Linked DNA regions of Homo sapiens: region 2 is linked to region 1. A link is an interaction called in ENCODE POLR2A ChIA-PET data of the cell type or tissue named here. Cell type or tissue: Panc1. All regions are shown on one strand. Each heading gives the region's core, and the rest is flanking DNA. Links, peaks and the distances in the headings are about the cores only. Region 1 has its middle 33 kb from the start of ENC1. Region 2 holds the start of LOC105379034 (a long non-coding RNA gene).

Evidence for each region. Peaks named below come from ENCODE experiments on the same cell type or tissue, not always from the same donor. Only the 100,000 strongest peaks of a DNase experiment are listed, where the experiment ranks them.
Region 2: POLR2A ChIA-PET joins it to region 1 with 6 read pairs; 2 of 35 experiments call an interaction of 5 or more read pairs at or near these places.

The regions. Positions count from the first base shown.
Region 1 is chr5:74,603,396-74,611,344 of GRCh38, reverse strand. No RefSeq gene overlaps it. Among named protein-coding and RNA genes, the nearest start is that of ENC1, 33 kb to the left of the region's middle. RefSeq lists an enhancer at 1-198. In Panc1, for the core only: no CTCF peak of the experiment used is centred there; no DNase peak of the experiment used is centred there.
Region 2 is chr5:73,941,875-73,949,823 of GRCh38, reverse strand. It overlaps LOC105379034 (a long non-coding RNA gene), which reads right to left and starts at 3,726. Exons shown (of 4, transcript XR_001742745.1): 1 at 2,327-3,726. ARHGEF28 (Rho guanine nucleotide exchange factor 28) reads right to left here. Exons shown (of 36, transcript NM_001177693.2): 36 at 7,834-7,949. In Panc1, for the core only: a CTCF peak has its summit at 4,130 (motif pointing left); a DNase peak (open chromatin) is centred at 4,113.

The DNA.
Region 1 (7,949 bases), core at 1,714-6,713:
ATAGACACACTGCTCTGCTGGCACACACGCCTTGGGCTTTGCTGGCTGCATCACATGTAGCAATTACTCCCCCAGGGATACATCGCATGGTGGGTGGATAATCTAGAAAAAAAGTGCTGATGTGCAATGATGCTGTACAGGACCACTTATTTTATTCAAGTGGGTGCAAAACAGTTACATAAAGTATTATTTTGAGTCTTGGTTAATTTCAGGATCTAGAAAAAGCAGCGTTGCTACACAAAAGGGGAAGATCTTAAGGTAGAGGGACTCTGAAGAGATCACCTAGTCCAGTGGTTCTCAACCCCATGAAATCTGGTACCTCTCATTTATTGCAAATATTTTTTCCTTTCCCCCTTTACTATCCCAAATTAAAATTGCTATATAATGTAATGCCCAATGTCCAAAATCAATTATAATGCTTTCACTGTGCCACAGGTCAGGTTCCCCAGGAAAAAGAACTTGAGATGGTGTTTGGGGACATACTCTTGGGATCAACACCTGTGAGAGGGAGATGGAAGCAGGCTTGGGCAGAGGGAAAAGTTGGGTCACGCTGCCATGCAATTCCACACGACCCAGCAGATCCCACAGGGAGCTCTGGAGCAGATTGCTCTTGTAGAATTGTGCCTAATTGGGGCCTTATTATCCCCCAGTGACCAGTAAGTGGATGAGGGCTCCTCCTATGGAGGAGTCATGGGGCAGGACCTTGGAAGAGGCAGCCTTTTTCAGACAGGAGCAATTGTGGGGAGTTGGTGGTGACCCTAAGCCCTGGCTGCTCACGATCAGTGCTCTCAGCTGCTAGGGAGGTCCTGAAGTGGGGATCTCAGTGGGGCCCGCAGGGTCCAGCACAAACTAATAAAAAGGAAAAATAAAAGGAAAGTAATTTATAATAAAAGTGTGCATATTTTTGGCATGGCCAAACTAAAAGACAGTTCTAAGTCCGATACCACTATTTGTAATGAATTAGTTTGAGCTTCACAGAAGTAAGACAATACTCAACTGAATATTGTCAACACTTTTTCTTTATATTTGACATTTTGAAATAAAGGCAAGGTAAGTACATTCGTATCGATATACAAAATGTGACATTACATATGCAGACCCATGCCTTGTTCTCAGAGATTTACTGAAAGGCTGGTCAATTTCAAACAAAACAAAGTATTTACACACAATGGTTGCGTTCTTGAAAAAGTCAATGTGTATTAAAACTGTTAAAAATACCTTGTGTGTATATGTTAAATGGAGTTAGATATATGGCTCAGATAATTATATCGTGTGTTTTTTCACTTCCGTGATTGGACATTTTAAATGTGGGCAGAAGTTAGGGAAATTTGTCATGGGGACCATATCCCACACGTTGCAGGGTGTTTACTGCCTCTGGCCCCACCCACTAAACGCTAGTGGTGCCTCCCCATCAGTGTGACAATCAAATCCTCCCACAAATTTCCATATGGCTCCAGGGGTATATCTTTTCATTTAAGAATTGAGTTAGTCAATCCTCTGCTTCTCAAGAATTTTTAAAGCAAAGTTTTTTAGGCAACCTCCATAGGTCTCCATTTCAACAAAGTGGTCCAGAGTAAGGAGGCTACACGGTGGCCATATGACCACATAGTGGACACCAAAGTCACACCTGGGTTCCTGCAGTCTTGAGTTCTGGCTTCTCTGGCCCTCCCGTAAGTCCTGGGGATGTAGCTCTCAAGTGTTTGAGCCCCAACTACGTTATCAAATTCACTATCAGATTCATCAATGACTGCCTCATTCACTGACTAACATTTGGGAACAGCTGTGTGCATCTTGAGATCCTTTACTCGGTAGGGTTTTTCTTGTCCACTATGTCTGCCCTCTTGCTTCTTGCTGTGACAAAGCTTACTCGGCTTACTCTTGCTGAGAATTTGCATTTAGAAGAGATGGATGTATTTTATCTGTGCAGCTGAATAACATACAGACAAATGAGTCACACATGGTCAAATTTCAGGAGAAAACAGAGGACTCCTGGGGGAAATAAATCTATCATACCTGTGTAAATATAAGCAGGGAAAATGGTTTCTCGTGAGCTTGATTTGAACCACATTAGTTGGGCAAATTCCATATTTTCTTTCCCCCCACCCCAATCTCTGTAGGCTCCAGCAAATACAGCAGATGTAACCCACCTGACAGGAATGATGAGGAATGTCAGACTGAGAACGAAGGAAACGAATTAGAGAAGGGGAAAGATTTCTAAACTGATTTAAAATACAAGACAATAGCAATGCCAGTTCAAAAATTGACAGAGAGCCTCTAATGTGAATGATTTTTATACAGAATGTTTTATGCTAATTCAGAGGTTAGGATTTCATCTTAAAGTGCTTATGCAGGCAAAACTGACACCAATGATGGTTCAGACTGCATAAGGGATTTCAAGACTCTGGAAATGACTGCCTGAGCCTTAGAGTCATTTGCATTCAGAAGAGTCACTGAAGATGGATGTGCTTTATCTCTGCACCTGAATAACATACAGACAAGTGTTAGTCTTTGTTTATGAATATTTTCCATTACCCCTCATTTTCCAACATATGGCAAACATTTCTTATTGTTTTGCTCCATCCCCTCTTCAACACTCTGCCAGAAACAGCTGGCACATATCTTTTAATGTTTTTACTGATGACTTTTCTGATGCTCTGGATTTCTTCTTGTGATTGGAGTGAAAAAATTATTGATCTACCAAAGACATTAGTTCATGGTTGCTGAGATGCCCGAGTGTTTTTTAAATGAATAATCAATCACATTGCTGATTTCACCTCAGAAAATGGGCATCTTAGGAATTTTCAGAATTAATATTGACATAAACACCATTCTATACTCAAAGGATCGCCACATGATAATGTTCTAAATTGTGGTATTATACCTTTGTAGACTTCACTAATTCATATTTCATCAGAAAATGTGGTGCTCAAAATTGTGGGTACACAGATCATTTAACAAAACCTTGTTAAATCTGATATAGTGAAGTCTTACTAATAAAGTAGTGAAGGATATGCCATCCCAAAATATGCTGCATTGTTATATTCATTATTTTGAGTTGAAAATGTTGGAGAAATTATAGTTTCAGAAAGGGCTTGCTGACCTGTCTGTTCTTGCATGCAGCCAGCCATAAAGATTACTCCAGGAGGGGGGCCTTTCCTGTACCAGAGCAAGAAAATAGACCTTATCACCAGAAGACTGGGAATTAGGGCTGCAATGGACCCAAATAAGTAAACTTCCCAAAGTAACCCTTATCATCTACTGCTTTTATACTCTGCCATATATCTCCTAGGGACTCCCCTAGAATTTATGTCCCTGGCCAGTTCCCCTTTGTCCTGTCATTTCTTCACAAATTTATTGTTCTTTGTCTAAAAAGTATAAAAGCATCTTGCTTTGGCCATTTCTTCGGACTTCACTCTTAAAGTGGAGACCCCCGGTACATGTAAAACTAATGAAACTTGGCTGGTTGTGGCTGGCTCATGCCTGTAATCCCAGCTACTTGTGAGGCTAAGACAGGAGGATTGTTAGATTGTAGGAGTTTGAGACCAGCCTGGGCAATATAGTGAGACCCTAAAAACAAAGACAAACAAGCAAAAAATCCCCGCAAAACAAAAATGTATATGCTTTTCTCTTGCTCATCTTTCTTACGTCAGTTTGGTTCCTAGACACAGCCAAAGAGCTCACATGAGAGCTAAGAGAGAGTGGGGGTGATGGACGTGGAGGTGATCTCTCTCTCTCTCTCCTACACTAATTTCAGTTTAATTTTGATTTTACACAACTTTTCTGAGTTTCTGGAAAATAAAAGCAAATCTGAGTAAGGACTCAAGATTTTCAAAGATTTTTCAAGTGCACATTCAAGAAGCAGGGCCATCACATTTGGTGGTATAGGTTATGCATGGCACACTTGCTGACGTGATGGAGAGGCCCACTGAAACCAACATATGCAGATGAACCTGGACTCCTTGGAAGTCAGCACCTTCAGATGTCTTATATTTGTATTCTAAAACCTCCTATTGGCTGGGCGCGGTGGATCATGCCTGTAATGCCAGCACTTTGGGAGGCCGAGGTGAGTGGATCACCTGAGGTCGGGAGTTCAAGATCAGCCTGACCAACATGGTGAAACCCCGTCTGCACTAAAAATACAAAATTAGTTTGGCATGATGGCTCATGCCTGTAATCCCAGCTACTCAGGAGGCTGAGGGAGAAGAATTGCTTGAATCAGGGAGGCAGAGGTTGCAGTAAGCTGAGATAGCGCCATTGCACTCCAGCCTGGGCAACAAGAGTGAAACTATGTCTCAATAAATAAATAAATAAATAAATAAATAAATAAAACCTCCTCCCAACCTCTGTTAGATTCTCAGGAATATGTACTAATATGGACAGATACATTGTGGCAATTCTCTAGTACTTCACATGAGAGAAACTTTACTATTGGAATCCTCCCAAAGTAGGTTAAATCAAAATAAATGAATAAAAATCATAGTCAACCAGAGTAATATCGTTTGGAATAAAAGTAAAGGAGACTCAGAAACTAATTTTGAAGGTAATTGCAAATGAGGACTCTAAGAAAATGTTTTCAGTGAAATCAATGTACAACCTTCCAAGTAGTTACTTTAAAAAAACCCAAATGTCTGCTTTTTTTTCTTTTTTTTTTTTCTTTGAAATGGAGTTTTGTCCTTGCTGCCCAGGTTGGAGTGCAATGGCGCGTCTAAGCTCATTGCAACCTCTGCCTCCCAGGTTCAAGCTATTCTCTTGCCTCAGCCTCCCGAGTAGCTGGGGTTACAGGCATGTGCCACCATGCCCAGCTAATTTTTTTGTATTTTTAGTAGAGACAGGGTTTCACCATGTTGGTCAGGCTGGTCTTGAACTCCTGACCTCAGGTGATCCACCCGCCTCAGCCTCCCAAAGGGCTGGGATTACAGGCGTGAGCCACCACACCCGGCCCCATGACTGCTTTTTTTTTTTTTTTTTTTTTAAATAAAATGTTCTCATTACTTAATATTTTTATTTTACATTCAGTTTTTAATTTTCTATGCTTCTATGGACAAGAATATTTGACATCTATATGTATAATTGACACCTATAACTTCGTCAAATACTTTCTTGGGCTGGTGACTAAACCAAAGGGAATAAATTCAATTTTATCTCCTCTTTTTGCCTCTGTTTGCACATTGTGTATGCATGTATGTGCACATAGGTACACATACATATATATACACACACATGTATGTCTCCTTTATATACATGTGTATGAATAGGAGTATATACACAAAAGTATATACATGTGTATTATGATTGTATATGTACTTTTATATACACAGTCATGCATCACTTAACAACGGAAATACTTTCTGAGAAATGTGTCGCTGAGCGATTTTGTCATTGTGCAAACATCATAGAGAGTATTTGCGCAAATCTGAATGGTATACCCTACTACATAGCTAGGGTGTATGGTATAGCCTATTGCTCCTAGGCTACAAGCCTGTATAGCATGTTACTGTAGGCAAAATTGGAACACAATTTGTGTATCTAAACATAAAAAAGGTATAGTAAAAATACAGTGTTACAATCTTATACTACCACCATTGTATATGCGGTCTGTTGCTGACTGAAACATCAATATGCAGTGTATGACTGTACATAAAAAACATACATATAGAAAAGAAAAGAGGCAAGCTATAAGAACATAAGCAAGGAAAGACTATATGTCCAGTAAAAGGGTACATTGTGGTCAGTTTTAGAGTGGTTGAGTTAATTTGAGATAAAAATGAGTTGTATTTAAATAAGTATCTCAAATGAAAGTTGTATTATTTGTGTGATGGTCACAGGTCAGAATTAACATAAATGGTTCTCTATATTAAAATATTTTAAAGCAAAAACTGAGTTTTTTTTTCTTTTTCTTTTTGAGATGGAGTTTCGCTCTTGTCATCCATGTTGGAATGCAATGGCACGATCTCAGCTCACTGCAACCTCTGCCTCCTGGGTTCACGTAATTCTCCTGCCTCAGCCTCCCAAATAGCTGGGAATCCAGGCGTGCGCCACCACTCCTGGCTAATTTTTATATTTTTAATAGAAATGGGGTTTTGCTATGTTGGCCAGGTTGGTCTCGAACTTCTGACCTCGAGTGATTTACCCTCCTCGGCCTCCCAAAGTGCTGGGATTACAGGCGTGAACCACTGCGCCTGGCTGAAAAATTTTTTTAAATGATAACAGTGGGCTAATTGAAAATAAAAAGGAACATGAATATTAAAGAGAAAATCAATCTAATTAAACACATGAAAATTGTCAATTTCACAGAAATGCAAATTAAAATACTATCGTTTTTAGTTTTTTATTTTTGAAACGTTTTCTTTTTTTTTTCTTTCTTCTTTTTTTTTTTGAGCTGGAGTTTTGCTCTTGTTGCCTAGGCTGGAATGCAATGGTGCTGTCTTGGCTCACTGCAATATCCACCTCCCTGGTTCAAGTGACTCTTCTGCCTCAGCCTCCTGAGTAGCTGGGATTACAAGTGCCCGCCACCACGCCTGGCCATTTTTTTTGTATTTTTAGTAGAGACGGAGTCTCACCATGTTGGCCACACTGGTCTCAAATTTCTGACCTCAGGTGATCCGCCTGCTTCAGCCTCCCAAATTGTTGGCATTGCAAGTGTGAGCCATCGTGCCCAGCCCTATTTTGTTTTTAATTGACACATTATAATTGTACATATTTATGGGGTACATTGTGGTATTTTGATGCATATATACACTGTTATGACAATCAGTCAGGGTAATTAGCATATCCGTTATCTCAAATGTTTATTATTTCTTTCTGGTGGGAACATTCAAAATCCTCTCTTCTAGGTATTTTGAAAATATGCAATACATTGTTATTTACTATAGTCACCCTACTGTGCAATATCACACCAGAACTTATTTCTCATATCTAACTGTAACTTTGTACCTCTTCACCAACCTCTCCTCATCTCCCTTCTTTTTTTCCTCTGGTAACCACTGTTCTACTCTCTACTTTTTTTTTTTGAGACAGAATCTCTGTCACCTAGGCTGGAGTGCAATGGTGCAATCTCGTCTCACTGCAATTCCACCTCCTGGGTTCAAATGATTTTCCTGCCTCAGCCTCCCCAGTAGCTGGGATTACAGGCGCCTGCCACCATGCCTGGCTAATTTTTGTATTTTTAGTTGAGACGGGGTTTCACCATGTTCGCCAGACTGGTCTGGAACTCTTGACCTCAGGTGATCCACCTGCCTCGGCCTCCCAAATTGCTGGGATTACATGCGTGAGCCACCGCACCCAGCCTCTACTCCCTACTTCTATGAGATCAACTTTTTAAGATTCCACATAAATGAAATCATGTGGTATTTGCTCTTCTGTGCTTGGCTTATTTTACTTAATGTCTTCTACATTTATGCATGTTGTCTCAAATAAAGGATTTCATTCTTTTTATGGCTGAATAGTATTCTGTTGTGCATATATACCACAATTTTTTAATACATTCATCCATTGATGGACACTTAGGGTGATTCCATATCTTGGCTATTGTGATTAGTGCTGCAATAAACATGGGAATGCAGATACCTCTTCCACACACTGATTTCCTTTCCTTTGGATATACACCCAGTGGTGGGATTGTTGGTTCATATGGTAGTTTTATTGTTAACTTATTGAGGAACTCCATACTGTTGTCTGTAATGGCTATACAAATTTACATTCCCACCACAGTGTACAAGTTCCCCTTTATCCACATCCTCGTAACATTTGTTTATTTTTTGTCTTTTTGATAGTAGCCATTCTAACTGGGGTGAGATGATATCTCATTGTGGTTTTGGTTTGCATTTCCCCAATGCTTAGTGATATTGAGTACTTTTTCATAACCTGTTGGCCATTTGTATAACTTCTTTTGAGAAATGTCAGTCTTTTGTCCATTTTAAAGTTAGATTTTTTTTTTTTTTTTTTGCTAT
Region 2 (7,949 bases), core at 1,618-6,617, 660 kb after region 1:
TTTTCCTAAAGCATTTAACAGATGTCCCTTCAAAGGCATTGAACCACTGCTGTTGTTTTTTCTCTCACCCCAATTTCCTTTTCAGTTCACAAAGTACCCAGAATATACTTTCTCCTGTATCTATATGTGGTGGGGAGAAAGAAAAGGCAAACAGAATTATATTTAATAAGTCACTTTTCTTATTAATACCCAGAGATGTAAAAATCAATCACAGTTGATTCAAATGGCAAATACTACTTTCTGTAGCCTCACTAAATGCTTTCTCCGATGAGATAAATGGACATAATCCTCAAATGACAAGAAACATGGAATATACAACAGATTTAACAGTCATGTTTAAGGGTGAGTGAACTTTAGGTCGCAGTTGTAGAGGACAATGCGGAAATGAAGATGCAGACTTAAGTTTTCTCCCCAGATAGTGATAAATTCACATTGATCCAATTTGTCCCTGTTTCCCTGTCTCTATGGCTCTTAATAGCACAACCAAAAGATGTCTGATTTCTAAGATGGAAGAGTGCTGCCTGCAGCCTTCACCTAGTTGTTTTTTGTTTGTTTGTTTGTTTTGTTTTGTTTTAAACTGCCCCATTCATAGACTGAAACCCTCACAGAATCAGGCTGTAATTAGTGACATGTAGAGACATGGCAAGACTGGGAAAACTTATGTCTGTGGATGTGCCTGACTCCTTAGAGGTGTAGGAGTTTGACGAGACACATGCTTTAGTTGAGAGTGTGCTCTTGCACACACCACCACACACACACATACACAAACACTTGACCTCCCAGGCCACGCAATTCCCCATTGCATCATTACTTTCTAACTCATCCTGCATAGTCTGTGGGTGGGAAGAGGCCAAATTTGGGCCACCAGGACACAGTCCACCAGGAAACAAAGTACCTCTGTGATGCTTTTTGATTCAGACAACCCCACCTCCACAGCTGCGAGACAAACAAAAAATGATCATGCTTCAAAAGCTACCAGTTCAAGCAAAACTGCTGCCAACCCAGCAGAAAAGCCTTTAGACATTTTTAAGCCATTAACTACTTCCTGCCAACCAGGAGGCTATATGGGGACACCACTCACTGGGGCCACTAAGCAGGATTCCAATGGAACCTAATCTGCTGAATTCAGACCTAAACCTCATGTTACTATATTACTTAAGAGAAAATAGAAATACAGTGTTTTAAAAAGCAAAAGATTTAGTTCAAACTGAAACAAATATTCTCCAAATTAAACTCAAACCAGACTGATGTTTCATTCACTTTCCAGTCTTAAAGGCATTCCCATGACAATTTCTCCTTGGCAGTTGCGCAGCCAGTGTCTCTCTTGGCTATCAATTCGCTGATGACAATACTACCAGGGGGCTGGACAACTAATAGAGCTCCAGTCTGCAAACTTGGCCTTCCTGCCAGGCAGCTTAAAAACCATTTACACAGTCCAGTTTGACTTTCGAGTGTTCAGAGAGATGGGTCGTTTGAACTCACTGATCCAAGAACATGTTTTTGTATATTCCTGGGCCTATCATAAATCAGACCAAAAAAGAAAGAAAGGTTGGACTGCTTGGCCATTTCAAGCAATTATTCTGTCTGGCATGGGTGGAGGAGAAAATAGAGTAGTGTCAGCAGAGTTATCAGCAGTTAGTTCTACTGAAGAAAATGTCACATGTCCGGTGCCAAGCACGTCTGACTGCTTTGTCTCGGATTGTCTCTATTTTTCTTTCTCTCTCACGTACACACATACCCTCTTTAATTACTAACAGAAAATAGTGCATTCTGCACACTTCACATCTGTTCAAGCCTTAATTAATCCAACTCTCATAGTCTCCATAGCAACGATGCTTAACAGGCTCAGATTCCACATTAGAAAACCTTCCTCTAAGTGAGTGACTCAAAATATGGCCATTACAAAAATGTTTACATTAATTCTGTGTCAGATATAATAAGAAATTTGCATGGAGGGAGTTTGGATGGAAAGATGGAGTTGTATGATCACATTCAGCTTCATCATAGTAAAAACTGCCCCAAACTAGGAACAGAAGTTAACATTAATTTTCTAAGCTATTGCAAAAAAAAAAAAGAAAAGAAAACATAATCCCATTACTACCTTTATGTTACTAGCAATTCCTGTGCTACGGAAGATTAACGACCACAGTTGCCTCGATGGAGCACACAGTTACTGTTCGTAGGGTAGCAAGAAGAAACGCAAGTGTTTTTAAAAAAAAAAAAAAAAAAAAAAAAAACTCTTCAGGAGGTGTGTTTCCTGAGCTATGGCTCTACAGACCTTAATTAAAAGCCTATTGTCCTTTGCTGGCACCTGCCAGCATCTTACCCAAATCAGAGCTTGTCAGCAGCAGAGAGGTGGACCAAGGCTTTCCAAGGAGGCTGTGAAGCTGCCACGGGAAATGTCAAGCACATTTCTAAGAGCCTGTTTTAGCTCCGTGGCCAATGCAGATGCTGTCGTTCATGCTGGCTATGTTTGTGTTTATATTTGAAGCTGTTATGTTAGAGATTGTAAAAATAAGCACTGGCAACTATGCAGAAAACCTGCTCAGACATTATACAGGGTGTGAGGGGCTGGGGCGAGTAGTGGTAAAGAGAGCATGAAAAAATGAAGCCAGGCATTTACCCCCAAATGGCATTTCAGCCCATACCCGCTTCCATCATTAAATGTTTAACTTGGGTTGCTAACAAGAAGTAAACCATTCATCAGAGTTCTAGCTGCTTTCTCCCTCACTGTTTCCTTCTATGAATAGGCAAACAACCCAAAACCAGCTCAGGAGAGAAAGAAAAGAACTTAGACACACTCTTGAGTAAGTAAAAATACATGTTAGGAGACAAATCAGATCTCATTTATGAAATAAAATGGAGACACTCAATTGAGCTTCTGAACAAGAAGAGAAGGTTTTTCATACTTTCCCTAGGGACTGAAATTGTGTGCCCTAGGAGACAGTTTAACCCTGGATTGCCTGGAGACAGAGCCAAGTTAAATTTATTGCCAGACCTATGCATAAAAAAGGGGAAGGTGGAAATTGGGGCTCTTCCAGAAATAAGGAACAGTTCTCTAATGTAACTATAGAATCTAGTGAAATTAGCAAAGAAAATATAATCCTGTGTTCGTACCAAGTTCATTCTTTCTCCTTGGGCAATTGTTATGAGACCCATAGCTGCTGGTAGTATCTAAAACCTTTGACTTTCTGCCATTCAAAGAGTAGACAACTAGGATTCAAATAATGGCATGTTGAAGTTTCTCAGCCATGAAGCTTCTACAGAACCACTGAACCATGGTCCCTTGTTACTTCACCCAAAACGATGTTCAATCATCAACTCGAGCTGACTGCTTTGAACTCACCAGCCAGAGGCAAAGAAATGTAATGGATCAGAGTTCTAGTTCTAGTTCTGACGACCCTTTGATCTCTGATTTCCAAAGACTCTTGTTCATCCTCTCATCCAATAAGTAGCATGAAGCTCTTACTCTGAGCCCAGCATCCTAACAGGCTTTGATCTTCGACATCTCTCAGCACGGGAAAATGAGCTGGACAAAACCAAAGTAGCGATGCCCTAGCTACTTCGATTCTTGAGCATGCCCAAGCCTGCCTTCTTTCTACCCCTATCCCCAGCATATAACAACTGCTCTCATTTTTAGAGTGCTGACTGTATGCCGTTTACTGCACTGGGCTTCTTCAAGTAGTTCACAACAGCCCTGCAAGACATGGCTATTGTTATTATTTTTTATTTATTTATTTATTTATTTATTTTGAGACGAAGTCTCGCTCTTGTCCCCCAGGCTGGAGTGCAGTGACACGATCTCGGCCCACTGTAACCTCCGCCTCCCAGGTTCAAGCAATTCTCCTGCCTCAGCCTCTCGAGTAGCTGGGACTACAGGCACCTGCCACCATGCCTGGCTAATTTTTGTATTTTTAGTAGAGACGGGGTTTCGCCATGTTGGCCAGGCTGGTCTCGAACTCCTGACTTCAGGTGATCCGGACATAGCTATTATTATCCTCATTTCATAGGTAAGCAAACCTAGCTCAGAAGCAAGGTTGCAGGATTGTACAACTCCATAAGTTTCCACTCACGTTGGAATCTACGCGTATGTGTGCTCCAGAGCATGAATAGTGCCCCCTGGTGGTGTGCAACCCTGTGGCCCTGGGGGAGATCCAGTAAGTAGGGCCCAAGTCTGTTTGGCTTTTCCATATTTTTTTGCTGCCTGTCTCACATTGGTAGAGGGACATCTGTGCATGAGAGGCAGTCAGGAAAGAAAAGAGCAAACTCTGCATGTCAATCAAGATAATTCTGGAATCTTCCATGTGTTCCCCTCCTTTTTTTCTTTTCCATGCTCCACTCAGCCCTAGGTGGTAGATTAAAACAGGGAGCTATGGGTAGCATCAGGGTTGGGTAAAAAATAAAGCAGAAGAGGTACATGAGCCTGTCTCTTTTTTTCTCCACTTACAATCTTGCCTTGTGGGTTATCATGCAAGTCATCAATCCACCCCTTAGCGGTACACTTAGGCATCCTCTTGGTCCCCTCTGTTCCAATAAGCATCTTCAGGTGATCCCAGGACCCCTTTTACTCTTAGTTTCTTGTGGCGTGGGATCAAATAGGAAGATATCCAATTCCCCATTTGACCAGAACCTACATTGCTTTATGGAAGAGGTGGATGTGGAAAGGTGAGGGGATGAGAGGGCATTTGGTTACACTTTAAGAGCATAGCATCCCAGGAAGGAGTCCGCTATTGCTCCATAGCCTGGAACCTGATCAGTTCCAACGAGGGCAGGGGTGGACTTCCACATTTCCCCACTTCTTATATAGAGTGCTTGAAAGAGGCAGAGATAGATGGACATTCTCATTGGACACCTTAATCTAGAGGGGAGGAAATCATTCTGGGTATCTCCAAACGTATGCCACAGTCTCTCATGTCTTTTGTTTCAAACCTCCAGACTTTGGCTCAGGTTTCCCTCTGTCTTAGTCCATTTTCTGTTATGATAACTGAATATCTGAGACTGGGTAATTTATTTCAAAATGTTACAATCTTACAGTTCTAGAGGCTGGGAAGTCCAAGAGCATGGTGTTGGCATCTGGGGCCTTCTTTGCTTTGTCATAACATGGCAGAATGTATCATATGGCAAGAGGGCAAGAGCATGCATGTCAGCTCAGGTCTCTCTTCCTCTTCTTAGAAAGTAACCAATCCCATCATGGGGGCCTCACTCTGACCTTATCTAATCCTAATTACCTCCCAAAGACCTCACCTTCAATCAATTAAAAATTCTGGGATTAAGTTTCCAACAAATGAAATTTGAGGACATATTCAAACCATAGCATTTTCCTTGCTTAGAATGTCTTTCCCTACTCCTGCTCTTTATCCTTCCAGCCTCAAGCATCTTCTTCTTTAGAACAACTCCCTCCATTTCACGTATTACTAGGCCCCAATGTGCTCTTCCTGTGAGCTCCTATAGCAACTTGTACTTCTCTATATAATTATTGGCACCTCTCTACTTTAGGATCATCTGTTCATGTGTTAGTCTTCTCCAATAGCTTGCATACTTATTAATCTTTATTTTGTCCCACACAGATTGCTTGGCCTTTAGCGGACCGTCAATAAATGTTTACTGAATACATGAGTTAAGAGGAGATTTAGAAATGCAAATAAGTTGAAAGCTAACTTTCAACTTACCTAACTTTCCCCAGTCTTACGTCTAGCAATCTCCAGACACTTGAATTTTCTATTCACTTTTTCTGGCTATGCGGAAGAAATCTGCCTAAAGACTGGGACTAGGCTGAGCAATTATTAACAGATTTTTAAAATAATATGATAATAATGGCTAGCATATATTAAGTGATTAGTATATCCCAAGCTCTATTCTAAGCATATTGCATATATTAATAATTTAATTCTTGCAACGATTCCATAAGGTAGTCATCCCTGTTTTATAAATAAGGAAATGGAAACAGAGCGAGGTGAAGTAACATGCCAAGGACACACAACGAGTTAGTGGCAGATGTGGATCCAGAATCCATACTTTCAATTTCTATGCTCTGCTGCCTCTCAATGAGAGAGATACAGAGGTTGGACATTAACAATCTCAGGTTGGTTCTCAGTTTGAAAGTAGCTCATGTATTCCTAGGTCACAGGAAGAAATACATATTCCTCTCCACTTCTTTGTCACCCCATGATGTAATTATGCTCACATTCTTCACCTTACATAACTCACACACACAGCAAGTCCTCTGTGCCAAGGGCTGTTACCCTTTTCTTAATGAATAGGGCTTCAACTGTGAGTGGGCTGGGAAGTGTTGCACGATTCCAGGAATTATGTAGTCCTGATGAAATGCAGAGTAGCTTGGACTCTAAATGAAATGATGAATAAATTCATGCAGCCTGGAAGGGACAGAGCAAAAATATTGCTTTTCTTTCTAGGACAGATCTCTAAAGGAATGAGTGTTTCCTTTAAGCTCTTAACTTGGTGAGAAAAATAGGTCCTTTTGGGGAAACCCATTTATGATCCTGAAAAATAGGGTGGTCATCTCTTAAGATTAGTAAATTTGTGCTAGAGTCACTCTGTGACTCTGTCTTGAGACCTTAGTCTGTTTGGGCTACTATAACAAAAGACCATAAACTTGGTGTATTACACACAATAGAAACTTATTATTTCTCACAGTTTGGAGGCCAGGAAGTCCAAGGTCAAGGCACCAGCAGATTCCATGTCTGGTGAGGGCCAACTTCCTGGTTCATAGAAGGTGTCCTCTTGCTGCATCCTCCACATGGCAAAGGGGCAAGAGAGCTCTCTAGTGCCGCTTTTATAAGGGCACTAATCCCATTCATGAGGGCCCCATCCTTATGCTCTACTCACCCCCTAAAGGTCCACCTAATAATCAATGCATTGGTGATTAGGTTTTCAACATACAAACCTGGGGGGGATATAAACATTAAGACATTCAGACCATAGCAGGATCTGAGCTCATTACATAGTGGGGACATGGTGAAAAGGAAGAACTTATCATCAAGAAAGCTTTGAAATGTAGTTATATGCCATTGAAAAGTCATCATATTAAATAAGAGAATTGCCCAGAGGAACCTATGAATATAGGTACTTAAAAAATGCTCTGGCTTTCCCAGAGGAACTGCATGCAGACCTGTTTTGCAGGTCTTGAAAATCCAGAGCTCACACATTTTTAAAGAAAGAAAGAACCCCATGAGGATTTTGAACATCTTAACATATTTTCACTATTTCTATATATAATTTCATGAAGAAAGGAAAGATATTTATAGTTATTGGAGAAAGGATTTAGACTGAAATATCTGCATGCTTTTCATTCAAGAGATATAGGATCCTGGACTAGACTTTATTGAAGAAAGAGGAAAGACAGATATTTCTAGATGTCTTTAGGAATGGGAGATACATGTTGTAATTGAAGAGTTCAGCTTAGAGGTGAAGTGATTGAATAGAAGTTTAATAAGTTATATCCATTCTGTGAAAAGATCAGTCACCGAATTTTTAATGTAATTGTTACAAAAATAGCCAGCTAAAGTCAGAAAAAGACTGCCCCCAAAAGGGGCTTTTAAAAAAATTAGGATTGGACTTGCCTAAGTAAAAACACAATGTAGATATCCAACTTAACAACTTTAAGTAGGGAGAAAAAACTATTGAGATCCGGGTGATTTTTTTTTTTTTTTTTCTGTTCCTATCACATCTCACTCCCAGTAGGTGTTGCATTTTTGGATGAATCTAATAGTTTTCCTTTATTTTCACTTTTCACGAGGTGAGATTAGATGTCTGTGTGAAATGAATGTTTTACTATGGTCCTACACATAATGTTAAAATTACAAAGTAAAATAATGAGGTACAAGATATTTATTGACACCAAAATACATACAAGTATTTCCGAACAAGATGAAAATATCTCCTGGTTTCTCACACAGAGACCCATACTACTCGGAAGGCAGGATATGCCA